Linked DNA regions of Homo sapiens: region 2 is linked to region 1. The links are chromatin loops, found by intact Hi-C in ENCODE. Cell type or tissue: natural killer cell. All regions are shown on one strand. Links, peaks and the distances in the headings refer to the core of each region. The heading gives the core; the rest is flanking DNA. Region 1 has its middle 16 kb from the start of MIR8070. Region 2 overlaps DKK3 (dickkopf Wnt signaling pathway inhibitor 3).

Region 1 (10,644 bases), core at 969-8,968:
ACCTAGTAGCCACAAACTACAAATTTCCCTAGTTATAAATCATTCTGGTTATTGGATTTTTAATTATATCATACCGAGCATGTACAAAAGAAAGTTTTATATATATATAAATTATGAAACATAACAATGAAATAAATATCCTATGAATCTACCACCTAGCCTAAGAACTAGAATATTCCCAATGTCCATGAATTAACCTGCAAGCCCCTTTATTATCCCCACCAGAACTAACCACTCTCCTGAAATTTTGCGTGTATCTTTCCTTTGCTTTTCTTATAGTGTTATTCCATATATATGCATTTCTAAACACTAAATTAAGCTTTGCTTTTTTCAAACTTTTTTTAATGGCATTGTGCTGTATGGAGTCTTTTGTGATCTGCTTTTCTTTATTCAGTATTAAGTTTTAAGATTTGTTCATGCTATAGCTGTGTAGCTGTGATTTGTTCATCTTAACTACTGTATAATGCTTCATTTTATTTATCTAGTCTCATGATGATGGACATTTGGGATGTTCCCATTATTTTTCTATTACAAATAGCACTGCTAGGAACATTTTTGCACATGTGTGGTGTTTATAAACAAGAGTTTCTCTAGGATATACCTAGAAAGAGAAATGCTGGGTCCTGGAGCATATTCATTTCCAAAATGGCTATATCAATTTATAGTTCCCTCAGTAAGGTATAGTTTTCCATTGATCTATATTCACTCCAATAGTTAATATCAGCAGATTTATCTTTTAAATTTTGTGGATTTAGTGAATGTGTAATGTTATCGCTATTTTAATTTATGTTTCCTTGATTATCAATAAAATTTAGCACATTATCATAAAAAAGAAATAAAAAGACTTAGTCAATTGAAATCAGATTTTTACAAAAATCTGTGTATAATCTGACCACAGATCTGTGTATAATCTGACCCTAGGTAAAATTTGACCACAGATTATAATCTGTGTATAATATGATCTGCAAAGATGCCAGCAAACCACCAGAAGCCTGGTCTGCAAAGATGCCGGCAAACCACCAGAAGCAAGGTGAGGGGCATGGAACAGATCCTTCCCACCCAGTTCTTGAAATTGTCACCTAATGCTGCAAAACTATAGTTCATTGATCCTCTTCTGCTGTTTCTTCCCATCTTCTCTGACTTCTTTTCCTCCACCCCCCAAAAATGTCAGTGCCCTCAATTTTCTATCTAAAATCATTTTATATCTAAAATTATATAATAATATAAATATTATATAATTAGTTAAGACAAGGTCATACTGGAGCAGGGCGGGCTCCTAATCCAATATGACCCGTATCTTTACAAAGAGGGGAAATTTGAACAGAGACATCCACACAGCGAAAATGCCATGTGAACATGAAGACAGAGATTGAGACGATGCATCTATAAGCCAAAGATGCTGGCAAACCACCAGAAGTGAGGTGAGGGGCATGGAACAGATCCTTCCCTCACAGCCCTCACAAGGAACCAACCTTGGGACACCTTAATCTAAGACTTCCAGCCTTCAGAACTGGAAGACAATAAATGTTTGTTGTTTAAGCTGTCTCGTCTGTGGTACTTTGTTACAACAGCCCTAGCAAACTAATATATTCCCATTCCAAATTTAACAGTATTTTCTCTATATTCATCCACATTAACTTCTCACCTCAATTATAACAGTGGCTACCAAGTCCTTGAAATTCTCGCCTAATGCTGCAAAACTATAGTTCATTTCTCCTCTTCCACTATTTCTATCCTCTCTGACTTCTTTTCCTCCACCCTCCCAAAATGTCAGTGCCCTCAATTTTCTATCATTGTACTACTAATCATTTTCATTGTACTATTATCTACTAATAATCATTGTCATTATTAGTGGTAATAATTTTTAAAATGGTAGCTTTTATCAAGCAGTCATATGCTGGGCATCCTTCTAAATATTTTGCATATGTCATCTGATTTAATCCTCATAATCCCCTCCAAAGAAAAGGCTATATTACATCCCATCTTATAGATGAGAAAACTGAGGCTTAAAGAGGTTAAGTAACTTGTCTAAGGTCACACAAAGACTATGTGGCAGAGCTAGGATTCAAATTCAGGTCTGCCCTCTGAGCACAAAGCCACTTTCACATTGCCTCTCATTTTCTTCTGCACAGATAAGAGATCTCCCAACCTCCTCTGAAATCTTACCAAATTCTACCGGTTTATCTTTTTCTCAGTGGAACTGATCTCATATTCTATGTCTCAAAGCCATTTCCCTTCTGTACTCCAAGCCTGAATTTCTACCTGAACATTCTACAGATATCTCAAACTCCTCTTGACCAAAATGGAACACCTCCCATTTCCTTTCAAACATGCTTTGCCTCTGTACCTGCTATGGGTTCCACAATCTTCCCAGCCAACAGTGTTTGGAAATGTCATGGCATTTTAAAAATTCATCTCTGTCCATTGGCCCTTTTTACAATCAGTTGCCAAGTAATGTTGATAAGTGATGAAACACTTATTTAGGTTGCCCTCTCCTCTCCATTCCACCTGCCTGAACTATCCTAATAGTCACCTAATGTCTCTCCACATTTCATCCTTCCTTCCTCCCATCCATCCTATGTCCTATCACTGAATTCTCCTAAAACACTCTTCTCATCAGGTTATGCTCATTGCCTAAGAAATCAGATCCAAACTCCTTGCACAGATGATGAGGACCCAGTTGGATGTAGCCTCCGTCTATCTTTCCAGTCTCCATGCACCAAACAAAACTTCTGGCAGTTTCACACACACCCAGGCTTTCCTGCCATGGTTCCATCTGGGATGCCCTCTGCAACTCACATTCTTTTAGTTCAAATGCTCCCTGCTATAAAATTTTACTGTTGGATATATCTCCCTCTTCTGAACTCACTTACATTTTACTTCTACTTGAATCATTATCACTTTCCCCCCTCTAATTCAACTGTCTATGAGTCTTTTTTTGTTTCTCTTGTTTTCTTTTGTTTTTATTTTATTTTATTTTATTATACTTTAAGTTCTAGGGTACATGTGCACAACATGCAGGTTTGTTACATATATATACATGTGCCATGTTGGTGTGCTGCACCCATTAACTCGTCATTTACAGTAGGTATATCTCCCAGTGCTATCCCTCCCCCTGCCCCCTACCCAAAGACAGGCCCTGGTGTGTGATGTTCCCCACCCCGTGTCCAAGTGTTCTCATTGTTCAATTCCCACCTATGAGTGAGAACATGTGGTGTTTGGTTTTCTGTCCTTGTAATAGTTTGCTGAGAATGATGGTTTCCACCGTCATCCATGTCCCTACAAAGGACATGAACTCATCTTTTTTGTGGCTGCATAGTATTCCAGGGTGTATATGTGCCACATTTTCTTAATCCAGTCAATCACTGATGGACATTTGGGTTGGCTCCAAGTCTTTGCTATTGTGAATAGGGCCGCAATAAACATACATGTGCATGTGTCTTTATAGTAGCATGATTTATAATCCTTTGGGTGTATACCCAGTAATGGGATCGCTGGGTCAAATGGTATTTCTAGTTGTAGATCCTTGAGGAATCGCCACACTGTCTTCCACAATGGTTGAACTAGTTTACAGTCCCACCAACAGCATAAAAGTGTTCCTATTTCTCCACATCCTCTCCAGCACCTGTTGTTTCCTGACTTTTTAATGATCGCCATTCTAACTGGTGTGAGATGGTATCTCATGGTGGTTTTGATTTGCATTTCTCTGATGGCCAGTGACGATGAGCATTTTTTCATGTGTCTGTTGGCTGCATAGATGTCTTCTTTTGAGAAGTATCTGTTCATATCCTTTGCCCACTTTTTGATGGGGTTGTTTGATTTTTTTCTGGTAAATTTGTTTAAGTTCTTTGTAGATTCTGGATATTAGCCCTTTGTTAGATGGGTAGATTGCAAAAATTTTCTCCCATTCTGTAGGTTGCCTGTTCACTCTGATGGTAGTTTCTTTTGCTGTGCAGAAGCTCTTTAGTTTAATTAGATCCCATTTGTCTATTTTGGCTTTTGTTGTTATTGCTTTTCGTGTTTTAGTCATGAAGTCCTTGCCCATGCCTATGTCCTGAATGGTACTGCCTAGGTTTTCTTCTAGGGTTTTTATGGTTTTAGGTCTAACATTTAAGTCTTTAATCCATCTTGAATTAATTTTTGTGCAAGGTGTAAGGAAGGGATCCAGTTTCAGCTTTCTACATATGGCTAGCCAGTTTTCCCAGCACCATCTATTAAATAGGGAATCCTTTCCCCATTGCTTTTGTCAGGTTTGTCAAAGATGAGATGGTTGTAGATGTGTGGTATTATTTCTGAGGGCTCTGTTCTGTTCCATCGGTCTATATCTCAGTTTTGGTACAGTACCATGCTGTTTTGGTTACTGTAGCCTTGTAGTATAGTTTGAAGTCAGGTAGTGTGATGCCTCCAGCTTTGTTCTTTTTGCTTAGGATTGTCTCGTCAATGCGGGCTCTTTTTTGGTTCCATATGAACTTTAAAGTAGTTTTTTCCAATTATGTGGTGAAAGTCATTGGTAGCTTGATGGGGATGGCATTAAATCTATAAATTACCTCTGGCAGTATGGCCGTTTTCACGATATTGATTCTTCCTATCCAGGAGCATGGAATGTTCTTCCATTCAATTATTTGTCTATGAGTCTCATAATCCCCACCAGATTGTGAGTTTGTGGAAGGTGGGGGCAATGATTCATCTCAGAATTTGCCACAGCACTTGCCACAGCACTTAACACCTAGTATATGGTAGGTATTTATTGGCTTAATTTATTAAGTCTCTAAGTAAATGAATGTATTCGCCAAACTGACTGTTGGACTACTTGAAATTCACAGAGCTCAGAGCAGCTAAACCTTGAAAGTAGATAAAAATCACCAGGAGACCTGGCTCACCTGGGTCTCATTCTGATCCAGTCAAAGGTTGTCATTATGTACAGCAACCTTGCTTTTTGTCCCTGGGGAGCACTCCAGGCTAACCCATCCCACTGGCACCAAAGCCCTTTCCCATCATCCCCACCACACCCTGGAAGCTTAGAACATGTCATTATCCTCCCTCATATGTCAGTCCACAAGATGCCAAGTAGATCCCTAACACTCCTTGCAGTGATAACAAGATAACATAGTGACAAAGTACTTTGAACTTCACAGGTTCCATTCACCCTGCAGTTATGGCTATTACCGTGCCCAGAAGCCACCACCAGGGGGCTCCAGCATGTCTCTGAAACCTGGCTGTTCAGTAAGTCTATGAGAAAGACTGGAGGAAAACTCCGAAGTCTTAATTTCCATTCCCAAGACACAGAAATGCTGGACAATCCCAACTGACCCCCTCACCCGAGAGCACAGCCGGGGAGGGTCCCAGGGCCCAATGAGGAACAAGTGCTTGTCTTGTCCCTGCAGATTTGAGAATCCTTGGGTGAGAATTATGTGGATTTCAAGTTTTCTAGGAAGGACAGGGAAGGAGGACTGGAAAATCAGAGCTGGTAGTTCAAATTTTTAGTCAGATCTGGTTACTTTCTCCCAAGGCAAGTAACCCAAGAAAGTACCAGAAATCTTACACTAGCTCCACTATATTATGGTTTAGTAGTATTAGTGTCAACATTAACATTGTTGAAAAATACAATTGCAATTTTTTGAGCACATGCTATACAACAGGCATTGTACTTTTTTCTCTGTACATGATATCATTTGACCCTCACGTTGCCCCTGTGAAGAATTATGATTATTAGGAAACTAAGGTTCAGAAGAATAAGTGATATCCCAAGGTCACATGGCTTCTAAAGGCCAGACAGTCCAAGGCAGAGTGGAGCACATGAGCAAAGACACAGAAACAGGGAAAGCAAAGTATTCACAGTGCCCTACAAGCAGCTGGGTATTCTTGGAGAATAAAACAAGAAGGACATAGAGACAGAGACCACCTATCACAACACAGAATATACTGTTAGGCTAATGACTTTATCATGCAAATGACTGAAAGCCTTTGAAGAGTTTTAAACAGGAGAGTGACATGCCAGACTTATGTTTTAGGAACTGTGGCAGAGAATGGATCGGAGAAAATAAGACTGAAGGCAGGAAGACCAGATGGAAACTGTTGAAGTAATAAAGAAATGATGACAGCTTTGTGCCTTCTCCATCTCTTTTATATGGAGGGACAGCCCTGGAATAGAAAAATGTTTAGGAGGTAAAATCAGCAGGTCTTGGTGAAGTATTACATAAGGTGTCAGCCTACGGCATCTCCAGCCTATTCTCCCATGCCTTGGACTGACGTATACAATCATCTTGTAAATGACCCATGTCAAATTGTGCAGAGAATACATGAATGAACAAAGCAAAGTTTCTGATGACCTTCTAGTTGGAGCAGACAATACCAAATAAACAAGAAAAATATCCAACAGAGATAAGTGTTATGCAGACAATTAAAATATGGTGATGTGATAGGTGTCGGGCTCCTTTAGAATGAGTGGTCAGGGAAACCTCTCTGAGATGTCATTTAGACTTTCTAAGGCCATGTGAAAATCAGGGAAAGAAGTGGCTTACGAGGTTGAAAAAATCCAAAGCAGGCCAGTGAAGCTAGAATAGAATGGGCAAAGGAGAAAAGGGAATAAGGTAAGATTAGAGAGATCGGCCAGAGGCCAGATCACACAGGACTTTGGAAGTAAGGTTTGGGAACCTAGATTTTGAGTATCATGGGAAGCTTGTGGAAGGTTTTAATCAAGGGAATGACCTTATCTAATGTAAGTTGCTAAGTGATCTCCCTGGCTTCTGTATGAAAAATGAAGGCAGGGGAATAGCGAAAGCAGGGATAGTTGTTCCACTGAGAAATGATGGTGGTCTGGAGCAAAGTAAATGGATTACGGACCTCTTCTGATAGAGTAGAGTGGAAGGTAAGAGAGAGACGAATCAAGGGTGACTCTCTATTTTGGCTTGGGCAACAAGGATGGAGAAGCCATGAAGGAGCAATTTGACATGGAGAAATCAAGAGCTTTGTTTTGGACGTGTGGAGTTTGAGATGTCTACTAGAGACCCAAGGGAATATGCCAAGTAGGCAGCTGGAAATACAAGTCTGGAATTCAGGACAGAAAGTGCATATAGAAATGCACATTCCAGAATGATCAGCCTATAGTTGGCATTTAAAGTCAGAACACCAGCTGAGATTTCTTACTGAGTAAGAAAGAGCAGAGATGAGGCTGAGAAGTGAGCTCTGAGACATTCAAATATTTGGACGTCAGAAAAAAAAGAGGAGCTAGGGAAGAAGATAAGATGGAACAGCCAATGGGTGAAAAGAAGTCAAAGACTTCTGCAGTGTCCCCATAACCAAATGAAGAAAGTGGTCAAGAAAGGGAAAGGAACCAACTGTGTCAAATATCACTAAAAGTTCAAGTTGAAAGAGGACTGAGAACCAACCATCAGATTTTACAAGATGGATGCTATTAACGCATACGGAAAGAGATCTCAGGGGATTGGCAAGGACAAAGTTCAATAAGAGCAAATTAAAGGGAGAAAGGAAGTAAGGAAATGGCCTCAATGTCCCTAGGAGGAAAAACCACATGCCAGGGATGAGAACTCAGGGGTGGTATAGGGCTTGAGGAAGGTGGTGAAGGCTAAGGCAAGTAATGAGCTCTTGAAGGAGGAGCTAATCGCAGTGGCACAGTGTGTGTAATCTACACTTCTTCTAGCAGCAGGAGCAGCAGCCCAGAAGTAGGAGCTGAGAAGACAGAGGTCTCATACATCCAGAGTTAGTTTTCTGATGGATGAGTCCAGCCAAATGAGAGAAAGTGAGGGAACCCAGAGTTCTGACAAGGAAGTGGCTCAGATAATTAACCATGTGAGTTCACAAAGAAAAATGTGCAGGGCAGTACTTGTGGGATGGGACAAAAACAGGAGCCAAGGACTTGAGGACTCTTTGTGGAAGAAGAACAGGCAGGGGAGGAATGAGTACTAACAGAGCTGAATAAGAAGCTGGTCGGAAGGAGAGATTAAGGTAACAAGACCATGAGAAGGTCCTTAGCTAACTGGGAAATCAGTCCTGGAGTCACACTGGCAGCGGCTCCATCTTCGCGAAGAACAGGTTGGTACCAAGACTTGTCCCCAGAGCAGTCCTATTCCATTCATTGCATTTCCAGAGATTGACAATGCCAGGTGAGCTAACCATGCCTTTCACAACAGGTGGGTCCTGGGTTGGCTCTGCAGCAGTGTGCGTGCTCATTATAGGTAAGACCTGCCTGCAGGGCTGGAGGGGATTTGCTCCTGGCCTTCAGAACATCACGTTGTACATTCTTCCAAAGCAATGTCCCCTTGTGTTTTTGATGTTCCTAGAGACGCAAGCTTGGGTCCATGAACAATCTAAGAAAATCCTGGACTCAGAAATGCTTCTTCTTTTACACAGATGAGGTAGTGTTTTTGACCCAAATTATCTCCATTATGATAAACACCTTCCCTCAGACCTTAGCGCAAATAGATAAGCCCACTCCTCCACACATGCCCTGGCATACTTGGCCCGTAAATGGAAGATAGCTTTATTTCAAGGCAAAACCCTACTACACTGATATTTTTTTCTACTGTGTTGTGAGATATTGGGGAGAAATTGGGGATAAGAACAGTGCACCACTTCCACAGCACATAATAAGCACTCAGTAAATATTTTGTATTGGAATGAATGAATGGACACAATTTAGAAAACAGGGAAACAAAAGAGAAGAGAAAAGAAAGAGGTACCAAAACTTTTAGAAAAAAATTAAAACATCGTCTTTTTTTTTTTGAGACAGAGTCTCATTCTTGCCAGGCTGGAGTGCGGTGATGCGATCTCGGCTCACTGCAACCTCTGCCTCCCGGGTTCAAACGATTCTCCTGCCTCAGCCTCCCAATTAGTTGGGACTACAGGTGCATGCCACCATACCCAGCTATTTTTTTTTTTTTTTTTGGATTTTTAGCAGAGACAGGGTTTCACCATATTGGCCAGGATGGTCTCGATCTCCTGACCTCATGAACCGCCTGCCTCAGGCTCCCAAAGTGCTGGGATAACAGGTGTGGGCCACCATGCCCGGCCAAAACATAGTCATTTTTACATTTGCCAAAAATCCCTCTTTGTAAACTATCAAGGAACAATTTTTTTACTATTCACTCAACTATTTCCTATAAATAAACACAGCCACACTGAGGATTATTACTTTTTTAAAAAACTTTTTTTTTTTTTTCTGAGACAGAGTCTTGCTCTGTTGCCCAGGCTAGAGTGCACTGGTACAATCTCAGCTCACTGCAACCACCGCCTCCCAGGTTCAAGTGATTCTTGTGACAGCCTCCCAAGAAGCTGGGATTACAGGCATGTGCCACCCACCTAACTAATTTTTGTATTTTTAGTAGAGACAGGGTTTCGCCATGTTGTCCAGGCTGGTCTGAAACTCCTGGCCTCAAGCAATCTGCCCACCTGGATCTCCCAAAGTGCTGGGATTACAGGAGTGAGTCACCGTGCCTGGCCTTAGAAACTTCTTTTCTAGAAAAGTAGTCAACTAACATTAGTATTTTCTACTTTTACTCAAAACGGAGGTCAGCTACCATTGCTTTATCTATATTAGCTGACAATTCAGTGTTAACACCTCGAGAGATACAGAAACAATATAAATGTTCATCAATGGATACATAAGTAAAATGTAGTATATAAATATAAAGGAATACAATTCATCCTGAAAAAAGAAAGCGAGCCTGTTATTTGCTGCAACATGGGTGGATCTAGAGAACATTATGCTACATGAAACAAGCCAAATGCAGAAAGACAATCACTTATATGTGGAATCTAAAATAGTCAAACTCACAGAAGCAGGGAGTAGAATGGTGGCTGTCAGGGGCATGGTGGAAAGAGGAAAATGAGGAGGTGATGGCCAAAGGATACAAAGTTTCGGCTATGCAAGATAAATAAGTTCTGGAGATCTACTACATAGCATAGTGCATATAGTCAATAATACTGTATTATATACATACAATTTTCTTTTTTTTAAAATTTTTACAGAGTTGGGGGTAGAAGTGCAGTTTTGTTTCATGGATATATTGTTTTGAAGTTTGAGCTTTTAGTGTACCCATCACCCACATAGCGTACACTGTACCTAAAAGGTAATTTTTATCCCTCATCCCCTACATTCAACTCTATGGCCATGTGTACACATTGTTTAGTTTCCACTTATAAGTGAGAATGCATGGGTTTTTACTTTCTATTTCCATTCATGTTGCTGCAAAAGACATGATTTCATTCTTTTCATGGCTGAGTAGTATTCCATGGTGTGTGTATATGCTATATACATAGTATTCCATATTCCACATTTTATTTATCCAATCCTCTGTTGACGGACACTTTATGTTAATTCTATGACTTTGCTATCGTGAATAGTGCTGCAATAAACATATGATTGCAGGTGTCCTTTTATATAATGATTTCTTTTCCTTTGGGTAGATACTCTGTAGTGGAATTGCTAGAGCTAATGGTAGTTCTATTTTCAGCTCTTTGTGAAATCTCCATACTGTTTTCCACAGAGGGTGTACTAACTTACATTCTCACCAACGGTGAATAAGTGTTATATTTTCTCTGCATCCTTGCCAACATCTGTTGTTTTTTTACTTTTTAATAATAGCCATTCTGATTGATGTAAGATGGTATCTCATTGTGGTTTCA
Region 2 (10,644 bases), core at 1,282-9,281, 170 kb after region 1:
AAAACAGCTCCCTATTTGATCTTAAAATAATCACTATAACCTGGACATACTGTACTAGATGCTGTTTTTGTCTGACTTCTACTCTGTCAATCTCTTTGCACCTCCATTTGTTCATCTGTGAAATGAAGAAAATGCTCATGGAGTTCAGTGAAGATTAAATGAATGAATATAGGTAGACTGCCTAATCTGGCACTTGCCACGCAGCTGACTTCAATATAGTAGCTCTAATATTATGGTCCTTGAGGATCTTACTGTCTTATGGCCCAGAACTGCATTTGATTAAAGAAGGCTCCCCTAAAAAAAGAGTCATACATATTCCATTTGTCCTTTCAGAAGGCCGTGAAGCATTTACACTCTTTAAGACAAATTCCCATCCAAAAATAGTTAAGATTTCTAAAATATTTTGATGCTGAAAGAGGTGTGCTTCAGTTGGGTGGCAAATTTGCTTCTATGGAAGATTTTTAATACAGGTTGTTTCTATTTTACTTTTTCTGGCTGAAAGGATTTTACATTTATTCAAAGTCAAAAGGGAAAAGAAATCCAAGAACTACAGAAGAGCAGTTGAAGTGATTTATGCTTGATTTCTAAATGCAACTTATGTTTATACATAATTTAAAACTCAAAGAAAGCATGCTTATACAATCATGTGCAACTTTAAACTTTAAGAACTCTGGATGAATACATGGTGGCAACAGTCCATGACACCTGAAAACATCATTTGTGGAGTGGCGTAGAGTTCAGTGTTCGCAGTCGCATATTACAACCATGTTTCACACAGCCCTGCTCGGTTTGATTTTCTCCACGTGGTTGATAATTGTCTTCAGTTGCTGCTAAGTGATTTTGCAAATTTCATTTATAATCCTCGCCCTACAATTACCTAAGTACTGTTTCTGCAGGTTAACCTGTATGCTACGCTCAGTCATATACCTTTCAAAGTTACTAATGCAACTGCCAAAGAGGGACAGTGTCAATATCATTGTCTTCATTAGAAGGACGGCTGCCCCACACTGTGAGAACACTGCTGTTCCTAACAGTAGTTTACTTTTAGAGGGATGTGAGAATTAGTTTGACCTTAATTCCAGATGTGCATGCCTCAAAAGAAAAATCCCATTCTCCTTCCTTTTGGGGAGCACTTTTGGTGGCACCAAGGCTGGTGTGGGGTAGTGGAGAGAGCACTGAGCTTAGAGTCACAACCAGATGAAACTGCTCTGGTCTTCACTAGCTGTGTGACTTGGGCAAGCAGCTTGCAGTCTCTGAGCCTCTGAGATCCCTGATGGACGAGGAGAACAATGACCCCCTCCCCAGGCTGTGCTGAGAGAGGGAATTGATCTTGGATATGAAAATGCTGCCCTGGCACAGAGGTAGGAGCTGAGCAACACTGCTGGATGAATAAACACATGTAATGCAGGGTGAACAGAACATTTCATCTGCAACAGCTGAAGGCACAGCTTACCTATGCCCATGGAAAGAACTGCGTGGAAAATTCATTTGTTGCATTTTTGCCAGGTTGATGTTTGCAAAGCAGGGCACTCTTCTCCACATTTCCCCAAAACCAATCAGAGGGAGACTCCACATTGTTTCCATCTCCTCCCCTCAAACAATTATCAAAGCCATGTAGAACAAACGGCTGTCTGCCAACTGGTAGAGGCAAAGCAGCCAATAATCTGGACAGGGGTGGCAAACTGCTCCTGCAGTTTAACCCTGCCTGACTCTCCCAAGCACCAGACTGTGAAGCCTGGAGAACAGCCTGGGGGAGCTGAACAAATGCACAACACCTCATGCTGTCAAGCCAGAGGGGAAACTTACTGGGAAGAAGATGTAGGAAGAAGCCTGGTCAGCCCACGCCTAAAGCACACACCTGGGGAAATAAATTAGCTATTTCTATTGCACATCTACCCACAGCCTGGTCCAGATCTAAATCTCTTCCCCTCCCAGCAGTGCAGCGGCGGCAGCCGCAGGCTCCCTCAGCGCCATCTCTTCAGTCAGGCTCCTCTCCAGGTCCTCCAGCTCCTGGCGCACCTCCTCCATGAAGCTGCCAACTTCATACTCATCGGGGACCTCTCTGGGCAGCAGGATCTCCCCATCTTGGTCACGGCTCCCCACGAAGGTCGGCTTGCACACATACACCAGGCTGTGGCTGGGGAGAGATGGGACAAAGCCAGGCTCTAAACGTGGGAGCCTGCCCAGGCCGAAAGCTAAGGCGCCCTGACTCTGTGGGGCTCCCAGCCTCACCTTCATGCCCCCTCCTCTCCTGTCTCTTCAACAGAGACACTTCACTTCCCGTCAACATCTATCTTAAAATGATGGCTGAGGGAGGCTCACTTTGGGAGAATGTGCTGGTGGGGGGCAGCTTCCCCTCCTCCAGCGCAGGCCTGACCTCCTGTGACTCTCAGGCCCCGCAGCCCAGGGGCAGGACCTGAGTGCTATGTAGCAGCACCACAGCCCCTCAAAGACTGTGGCCCATTCGGGCCTCCAGGCAGGAGTCAGCCTGACTCTGGGGTGTAGTCTAGCCACATGCAGGGAGCCATGGACCTCTGTGGGAATAGGGAGGAAGAATTCCTTTTTTTAAAAAAAATTAATGTGTTTGGTAGAGACGGGATCTCCCTATGTTGCCCAGGCTGGTCTTGAACTCTTGGCCTCAAGCAATCCTCCTGCATTGGCCTCCCAAAGCTCTGGGATTACAGGTGTGAGCCACTGCACAGAGCCGTGGGGAATGGGAGTTCTGCCTGTCTGCCCAGCAGCCCTGGATTCTGTTGGGAGAGAAGACTGAGTAGAGGCTGCGGGGAGGACAGGGAGATGTGCCCTGAGAAGCTGGCCAGGCTTGAGCCTCATGCCTCATGGAGTCTCAGCAGCCTCAGACAGTGTGGGCTGCACCCTCCACCTTGGTGGCCACTCCTGGCCTCCCCGTGGCCTCTCTGCCAGCTCCTTTTTCTCTGCTTATCTGTCATTGTGACAGGTCTGGGGAGGGAGCCCAGGCTTTTCTCCCTCCATGTCCTCTCCATGGACCATCCACTCATGAAGCTTCAGCCACCAGCTAGATGAGCCCCAGATCTGTGCCTCCTGGGCAGCCTGGGCTCCAGACCCCTAGAACCGACTGCTGATTGGACCCTTCCATCTGCATGACCCAACGACCTCTCAAACCAATCCTAAAGGGAATCTACACCTCCCCCAGGGAAAACCTGCTCCTGCTCCTACGCCCCTGCTGGATGGCACCTCCTCAGCCCTTGGCTCCCTGAGAGTGAGGGTTAGGGGGCCTCACCTGTGGGGCTGGCAGAGGAGGCCACTGGCACAAGGGCATCGGTCCAAGGCTCCATCAGGCTCTAGCTCCCAGGTGATGAGGTCCAGAAGCCGGCTGGCGGGGTCATGGCAAAGCTCGCCCTCCACGGGCAGGGGTGTGCACACAGGGAACAGCAGGCCTGGAACCAGCCCAGAGTCACCCCTGTGTGCCCCGTGTAGGGTAGAAGGGCTCCAAAGGGAGGGGCAAAGAAATGGAGCATAACCTCCCACCTCCCACCCTCAACCCCAAAGTGCAGGCTAGTTTTGAAGATACGGAATGACAGGAAACAAGAATAGCAGCCTGGGCTCAGGAGGGAATGATTGGTAGGGCTGAAGCAGGGAGGACTGCCTGGAAGAGGTGGGCTTCTGCTGGATTTTGAGGGCCAGAAAGTCTGGAGAAATTAAGAGGGAGGCAAAGGCATTCAGGCACAGGGACAGCACCAGCAAAGGCCTGGGGTTGAGCTCAGTGGAAAATGTCAGGGCCGGTGAAATTCCCAAATAGGCCAAGAAGTAGTGGAGAGAAAAGGAGGGCAAGTAAGTTGGAGCTGCATGAGGCCTCACAAGACAGCCTAAGGAGTCTGAACATCGTGGGAGACAACAGGAGCTGCTGCAGGTCCCAGGGGAGCAACACCCAAAAAGCAGCCCTTTAGGAAGATCACGGAGGCGGCAGGTACAGGGAGGACTAGTGGGCTGGGGATGCAGAGCTGGGGAGGCGGCAAATGAGAATTTTTCAAAACCCTAGTGGGGGCGGAGAGAGCCTGAGCAGACCTCACCTGGGAGAGGCAGGACGGAAGATGGGAGTGGAAGCGGGTGATTCACAGGTAGAGGAACCTGGGAAATAAGGAGTGGTGGGAGGGAGGGGGCTGCTAGTCCCACCCCATTCCAGACTGGGCTTTTGCATCCTGAAGTCATTTAACTTTTCTGAGCATCAACAGGGGAAAAAAAAGAGGTGGTCTTCCCACTCCGGGCAGAGGCTGTGGGAGTGCAGCACACACTGATGAGCATTTGGGAGCCTATCCAAGAGGTGGGACGCGAAACCATGTGGTTGGCATGGACGTGGCTCCAGGAGGTCCAGTGTGGTGGAGCTTGGGACAGGGTTTTTCCTGCATCTGAGGGGAGGCCACTCACCTCTCTGGAAGGCACAGCACAGCCCCGGCTGGCAGTCCCTCTGGTTGTCACAGATGGTCCCATTGCTGCCCCTGGTGGCCATTTTGGTGCAGTGACCCCAGACACACAGCTGGTCTCCACAGCACTCACTGTCCCGGGTGCAGAGCTGCAGACAGGTGGAAAGAGCCTAGAGCCAGCGGCTTAGGGACTGGGGGCCTGCTGAGAGCCCAGCCTGAAGATACCACAGATAGGCCAACCTGCATCCTCCCATTGTAGAGACAGGCAGACCAGGCTGAGATTTCAGTGAAAGTCAGTGGGACAGAGGTGGGAGCTTGGCTGGCGAGACATGGGGGTCAGAACGCTGGAAAAATGGCACCGGGAGGACTCATGGATCTGAGTCTTTCTCCACAGCTTAAGATTTTGCAAAGAACAGCAGGGGGTCTTTGTGGTCCCCACAGACTTGTGCTGTTCCCTTTTTCCTTAGGTCCCTAGGTCCAGGCCCAAAGAGGCAAGGCCCAATGATGAGCCGATTAAACTAAGGCCCAAGCCAGCCCAAGATGAGGATGGCCTGTGGGTGCCAGGGTCCTGCAGCCACACAGGGCATGGCAGTTAGAGAGCAAAGTGAGGTCCCCACGGCTGTGCCCAGTGACGGTACCGAGTGGGGTTGGCTGCGAGGTGCAACAGCAGTGGCCTCACCACAGACAGTCGGGTAAGGTAATAAGAACTGCTTGACTTTCCAAGCTTATTAGCATGCTGTGTTATTGTCTGAATAAGGAAAAATGACTATGAAAAGTCTGTGAGTCCATGTGGCTTCGTCCAAAATGCCTGTTGGGTGAAGAGTCTCCTTTGCCCTGGCTCCACATTTCCCAATCTAACCTGCACTGGGGCAGTGCCCTGGCCTCTTCTTGCCCTGTCCCTCTGCCCTCTCTTATTGGCAGATTGGAGAAAGATCTGGTGGGTGGGGTGCAGGTCCAGAAGGAGAGCAGCTGCCGCTCTCCCTGCCTGGGGGCTGCCGGAATGTCTCTGTTTGTCTATTAGGATGGGTCATCCCCAGGGGAAGCAACAGGTGTAGGGACACCTCCTCTCCCTTCCCTCCCCTTCTCGAACTCCCGGCCTCAATAGATCCTTCTGCCTTGGTCTCCCCAAAGTGCTGGGATTACAGGTGTAGCCACGGTGCCTGGCCGTCCCTCCCCTTCTCTACCATCAATGACACAAACAACATGACCAGAGGACATGGGGTGGATGGGAGTGGCCCTGGGTCTGCAGATGGCTTCCTGTCATCCCAAACTGGAATGAGTTCCTTGTCCTCCAGGAGTCAGCCCTCTGGGGAGCCCTCTTGGGTCCTCCCCATCATGGTGAGGCTCTTCTGGGAAGCCCAGCTGAGAACGCTGGGGCCCCTGGCTTTCTCCCCCAGGTGCCTGAGACCCTGGTGCCACAGCCCCAGAGGCCCTGGCATACTCACCATCCTCTGGCCCCGGCATGGCTGGCAGGTGTACTGGAAGCTGGCAAACTGGCAGTACATGCTGGGCCCACAGTCCTCGTCGATGATGCACTCCTGGGGAAGGGCACAGGGAGCAGATGTGTCAATGGAGAGCAGAGCAGCAGGCCCACAGTGCCCAGGAAGGGCCAGGCCCGCTTCCATTCCCCATTCTTGACCCCACAGGCTCAGCAGGGTCAGGAAAGGCCTCCAGACTCTAGTCGCTCCTGATCCCTGCCTGGCTGCACTGCCCTTCAGCATCTCCATGCCTAGGAGGCTTGGCAGCCCAGAGCCTGGAGGATCCCACACCAAATTCACACAATCGCCATCTGTGCACAGTTCTCCCCCACCCACACCCAGGGCGGGAGCACAGGGACTCAGGGCTGGTCTTCCACACAGAACATATGGATTTAATAAAAAGTGCTAATGAGGTCCAGGCCCGCCCGACTGCACAGGAAAGGCTGGAAGACAGGCCCCAAGGGCTCTGCTGACTGTGAAGACTGGGAGGCAGCAGAGGGGGCATCGCTAGGGACCCTGCCAGAAAGCCACAGCCCTGCCCACAGAGAGCGCCCTCAGGGTCCTGGGTCTAGGGTCCCTGCAAGAGGGAAAGGCAGCTGCCAGCTTGGAAATGAATTAGAGGAGGGTGGCTGGACTCCAGCCCTCCCAGCCCAGGTGCTGTCTCCTCATGGCTGCCAGCTCTGCCTGGCTGGAGAAACAGGGAGAGAAGGAGTGAGGGGAATCTGTCCACCCCAAGGCCTGAGTCACAGAACAGGGAGCCATGGCCGAGGGCACTGTGACCTGCCATGGTCGCCGGTCACTGGCAGAAGCAGGGCTGCTTCAGCTCCTGGACCTGCTGTCAGGCTCAGGCCTACGAACCGGCAGCTTTACAGCAGGGGAAGGAGGGCAGGGGAGGAGGGAACATGATGACAGGAATGGCCATTGATCGCCCTTTTGAGGTATCAGGCTTGACGGCCCTGATCTTGTTCAGTGACTCCTCCCAGCAGGAGGCAGGTAGGGACTGCCTTCTCTATATTGCCAGCCGGGAAATGGAGGCAGAGAGGTCCCTCCAAGATAATGTGACTAGTTCAGGGTGGAGGGTCTCTTTCCACCACCAGCCCTTGAGCCAAGGGGGTTCAGGGCTCCACATGTAGCAGCCAGTGGTGAGAAGGACCCTCCTGAGGCCTGGTATTCTGGGGCCCAGCAGACCTTCTGGAAGGGTCTTGAGGAAGGGAAGGACCGGCTCTCCCCTCTGACCCAGAGCATCCTCCCCATCCTGAATGCAGGTGTGGAGCCCCACCTGGAAGAGCCTGGCCGGGCAGGCCTGGACCTCCGGCAGCTGCCTCCAGTCCCCTTCCAGGGGCTCTGCTGCTCTGATCAACACTGCAAGTGCTGGCGGCCCAGCAACCAGGGTGCTCCCTTGCCAAGCATTGATGCTTTTGTTTCAGTTACTTTCCCAGCACCCCTTAAATGTCAGGCATGATACCATCGCTGTTTTTACGGATAAGAAAACCGAGGCTCCGAGTAGGGTGAACGGCCGCCCAAGTGAAGGGACTGAGTCTGAGCCAGAGCCCCAGCGGCCAGAGAAGTCCCAACAGGGCTGGGAACAAATCACAGACGCGCTTTGTCTCAGCCCAGCACACGCTCTTGTGCACAGACACAACTCAGGCTGCTCAGCCGGAAGCCTCCCGACGTTCTTTCCAAAGCAGAATGGCAAGAAAATGGAGTGGGAGGGACGACATTTGGGAGAAAGGAAGGGCCAACAGGCACAGAATCCCTTCTCTGAACCAGCCATATTTTGAGGGACTGGGGACACAAAGGTGAATGTGAGGAGGCCTCTGCCCTTAAGAAATTCGTAATTCAATTGGAAAAAGAGAGAGAGAAAGAGCAACCCAGTGGCAAAGGAGACAAAGGGTATGAACGGACAACTTAGAATAACAGAAATTTGCCTCTTCAAATAGAAAGGCGTTCAACCTCACCAATGAAATCAATCAAGAAATGCAACTTAAAAGAGCATAACACCATTTTTTTCACTTAGAATGGAAGAAATTAGAAAGGTTGAATGTCTCCATGGTGGGTGGAATAACAGCACCCCCAAAGATGTTCACATCCTATTCCCCGGAACCTGTGGGTATGTTATATTACATAGGAAGGGGAAATTAGAGGCAGAGGGAATGCAGGTTGCTAATCAGCTGACCTGAAGGTAGGGAGCGCACTCTGGATTATCCAGGAGCACCTACCTGACGGAATCACAAGGGACTTTAAAAATGGAAAAGGGAATAGAGGAAGAGACAGTGTCAGAGTGATATCATGCCAGGTGTCACAGACACTCCATTGGCCATCCCTGGCTTTGTAGATGGAAGGGGGGCCAGGGGCCAAGGAGCAGAATCTCTCTTAGAGCCTCCAGAGAGGAATGCAGCCCTGCCCACTCTTTGCTTTTAGCCCAGTGGGACTTGTGTTGGACTTCTGACCTCCAGAACTGGAAAACAGTAAATTTGTGTTGTTTTAATCCAGTAAATGTGTGGTAATTTGTTACAGCATCAATAGGAAACTAATAAAATATTCAATGTTAGTTTCAGGAAATAGGCATTGCCAAATGCTTTGGGGTAATTAAAATTGAAGATTTTTTTTTTTTTTTTTTGCAGGCAATCCATCAGCATCTATCAAATAGTTAAATGTATATGTCCTTTGACCCAATCATTTCCCTTCCTGGTGACTACCCTCAGAAACACTTGTCCATATATGTAAATATCTGAGAACAAGTGTGTTTAAGGCTATATCGTTATATTATTTATAATCCAGAAATAACAAAAATGTCCAACCAGAGGGAACTGATTATTGTACAGTCATTTCACAGAAAAATCCCTCCATGCAGACATTAAAAAGAATGCAGTTGTTCTTTGCATAATGATTTCTAAAACAAGCAAGGGTTAGAACCATAAACAAAAGCAGGGAAATTTTGAAACCATAAGCTTTTGTAAAGCCCTTCTGTAAAGCAGAATAATACCACACTCATGCCTGTGCCCAGTACTGTGGCTGGAACATCATGGGCGCACAATAAATATGTGTTGAGTGGGTGAAAGCACTTGCATCTTACTGTGGCAAACAGGCCAACAAAATGCAGATCATTAGCAATGGTTTGAGAACTAGAGCAAAAAACATACATTCCATTAATTTGGCTTCTCATTCCCCCGAAAGGCCTTCGTAGACTTGCGATTTTCACTATACATTTCCTCTCCCAGATCTTTAATTAAAAATATGAGCTAAGATTCTTCTAGCATCAATTCCTATAAGACCCTGCTGTTTACAATTATCCATCAAGACGGGTGCATTTTCATCCTTAGGAATATCTTCCTTTCCCTAAACAGGCTCCTATGCATGACAAAGCATATTCCCTTCAAACTTAATTGTTTTTCTAGGTACGGAAAAAAAATTTTGGCATGGAACTTTGCCAAAAACCTTTGAAAAACCTAAATATACCAAAGCTACTGGTTTCCTTTGGGGTATCAGCAAGGAGTGCTGGTAGGTTAGTTCCACATGACTCCCCTCAAGAAAGCTTGAGGCTTTTGTTATAATCGAGCCCACCAGCTTGTCTAGTTGGATGTGCAACTGCCATTCCCAGCAGGAACACACTCTTTAAGAATTGTGGTCATACTAGAGACTTCCGGACTCCAAGGTGCACAAACTGAATCCTAGTTTTGCCACTTAACAGCTGTGAAACCTTGGGCTGCTGACTCTACCTCTATTAAAAACAAAGATGAAGGCAGGAGCTGTTTTGCAGGGCTGTTGTACAGAGTTCATGCTTGGTGAACGGTGGCCATAGCAACAGATAGCTATGCATCTGCTCCTCCACACATCCAATGCCTGATCCCGCTATGGTGCACCCCTGCCAGGGGGCCAGTCTGTGAGCAGAAAGGAAGGTCTAAATCAACAGGGCCTTAAGGCATCCACCAAAGCTTGACATCTCTGTCCTGGTCAGCACTCGGGGATCAAACATCTAGTCCTGACTTATCTACATCCTGAGGGTGTCAAACAGGTGGGAAGTGGCCTGTATGTCCACCCCAGGCAAGTCCTGGGGCAGAGTGACCTTTTGTTGTACAAAGGCCAGGCTCTCCATCCAGTAAAGCTGTTTGTATTGAGTCTCTCCTGAAGACCGCTAGCAGTAGGGGCTGGCCTCACCTTTCCCAGTGTTTGTTAGACCTGAGGAAGAGGTCAGGCCCTCTACCCTTAGTAGAACTGAGTGGGTGGGTGGAGAGGACATGTGTCAGTGCCCTCCAAGCACAGACAGGCCCTGAGCTGAGAAATCCAGGTTTTTTTCTTTTCCATAATTCTAATTGCTCTTAGCTGTGCTCAAGGGTTCTGTCCACATTTGAGCCAAGGTGTTAAAGGGGCCTCAGCACCCAACTGGGCTCTGGATGGCTGAGAAGCTGAAATCAGAAATAAGAGGCCTGGGAGGGAAGGCGGGGGCTCTGGGCTTTTTAAAGGGGCCTCAGCACCCAACTGGGCTCTGGATGGCTGAGAAGCTGAGATCAGAAATAAGAGGCCTGGGAGGGAAGGCAGGGGCTCTGGGCTTGGGGTCTTGTTTTAGTAAGGAATGAGTACCTTGCAGGGCCTCTATCTACCTCTTAGCCCTGGGACCAGAAGAGGGACTCCATCCTGAAGTGAAAGGCACATCAAAAAGCACTTCAAAGGCTATGCCTGCAATCCATCACATGCAGGCACAGAGCCCTGGCCAGATAGGACCACTAGTGCCCGCCACCTGGCACAATTTCTCTCTAGTCTCCTTG

Evidence for each region. Hi-C counts contacts between places; a loop is a spot of excess contacts. Peaks named below come from ENCODE experiments on the same cell type or tissue, not always from the same donor. Only the 100,000 strongest peaks of a DNase experiment are listed, where the experiment ranks them.
Region 2: it touches region 1 in a loop (5-fold over the local background); 12 of 110 quality-filtered maps call a loop at or near these places.

What each region holds. Positions count from the first base shown.
Region 1 is chr11:11,793,822-11,804,465 of GRCh38, forward strand. No RefSeq gene overlaps it. Among named protein-coding and RNA genes, the nearest start is that of MIR8070, 16 kb to the left of the region's middle. In natural killer cell, for the core only: CTCF peaks have their summits at 5,196 (motif pointing right) and 5,395; a DNase peak (open chromatin) is centred at 5,190; H3K27me3 peaks cover 77 bases.
Region 2 is chr11:11,962,550-11,973,193 of GRCh38, forward strand. It overlaps DKK3 (dickkopf Wnt signaling pathway inhibitor 3), which reads right to left. Exons shown (of 7, transcript NM_001018057.2): 4 at 5,846-5,938; 5 at 4,405-4,549; 6 at 3,260-3,416; 7 at 487-2,137. The coding sequence ends at 1,915. Among named protein-coding and RNA genes, the nearest start is that of DKK3, 41 kb to the right of the region's middle. RefSeq lists a silencer at 4,424-4,473 and enhancers at 5,316-5,940, 5,941-6,564, 6,565-7,188, 7,189-7,812. In natural killer cell, for the core only: CTCF peaks have their summits at 4,485 (motif pointing left) and 4,684; a DNase peak (open chromatin) is centred at 4,482.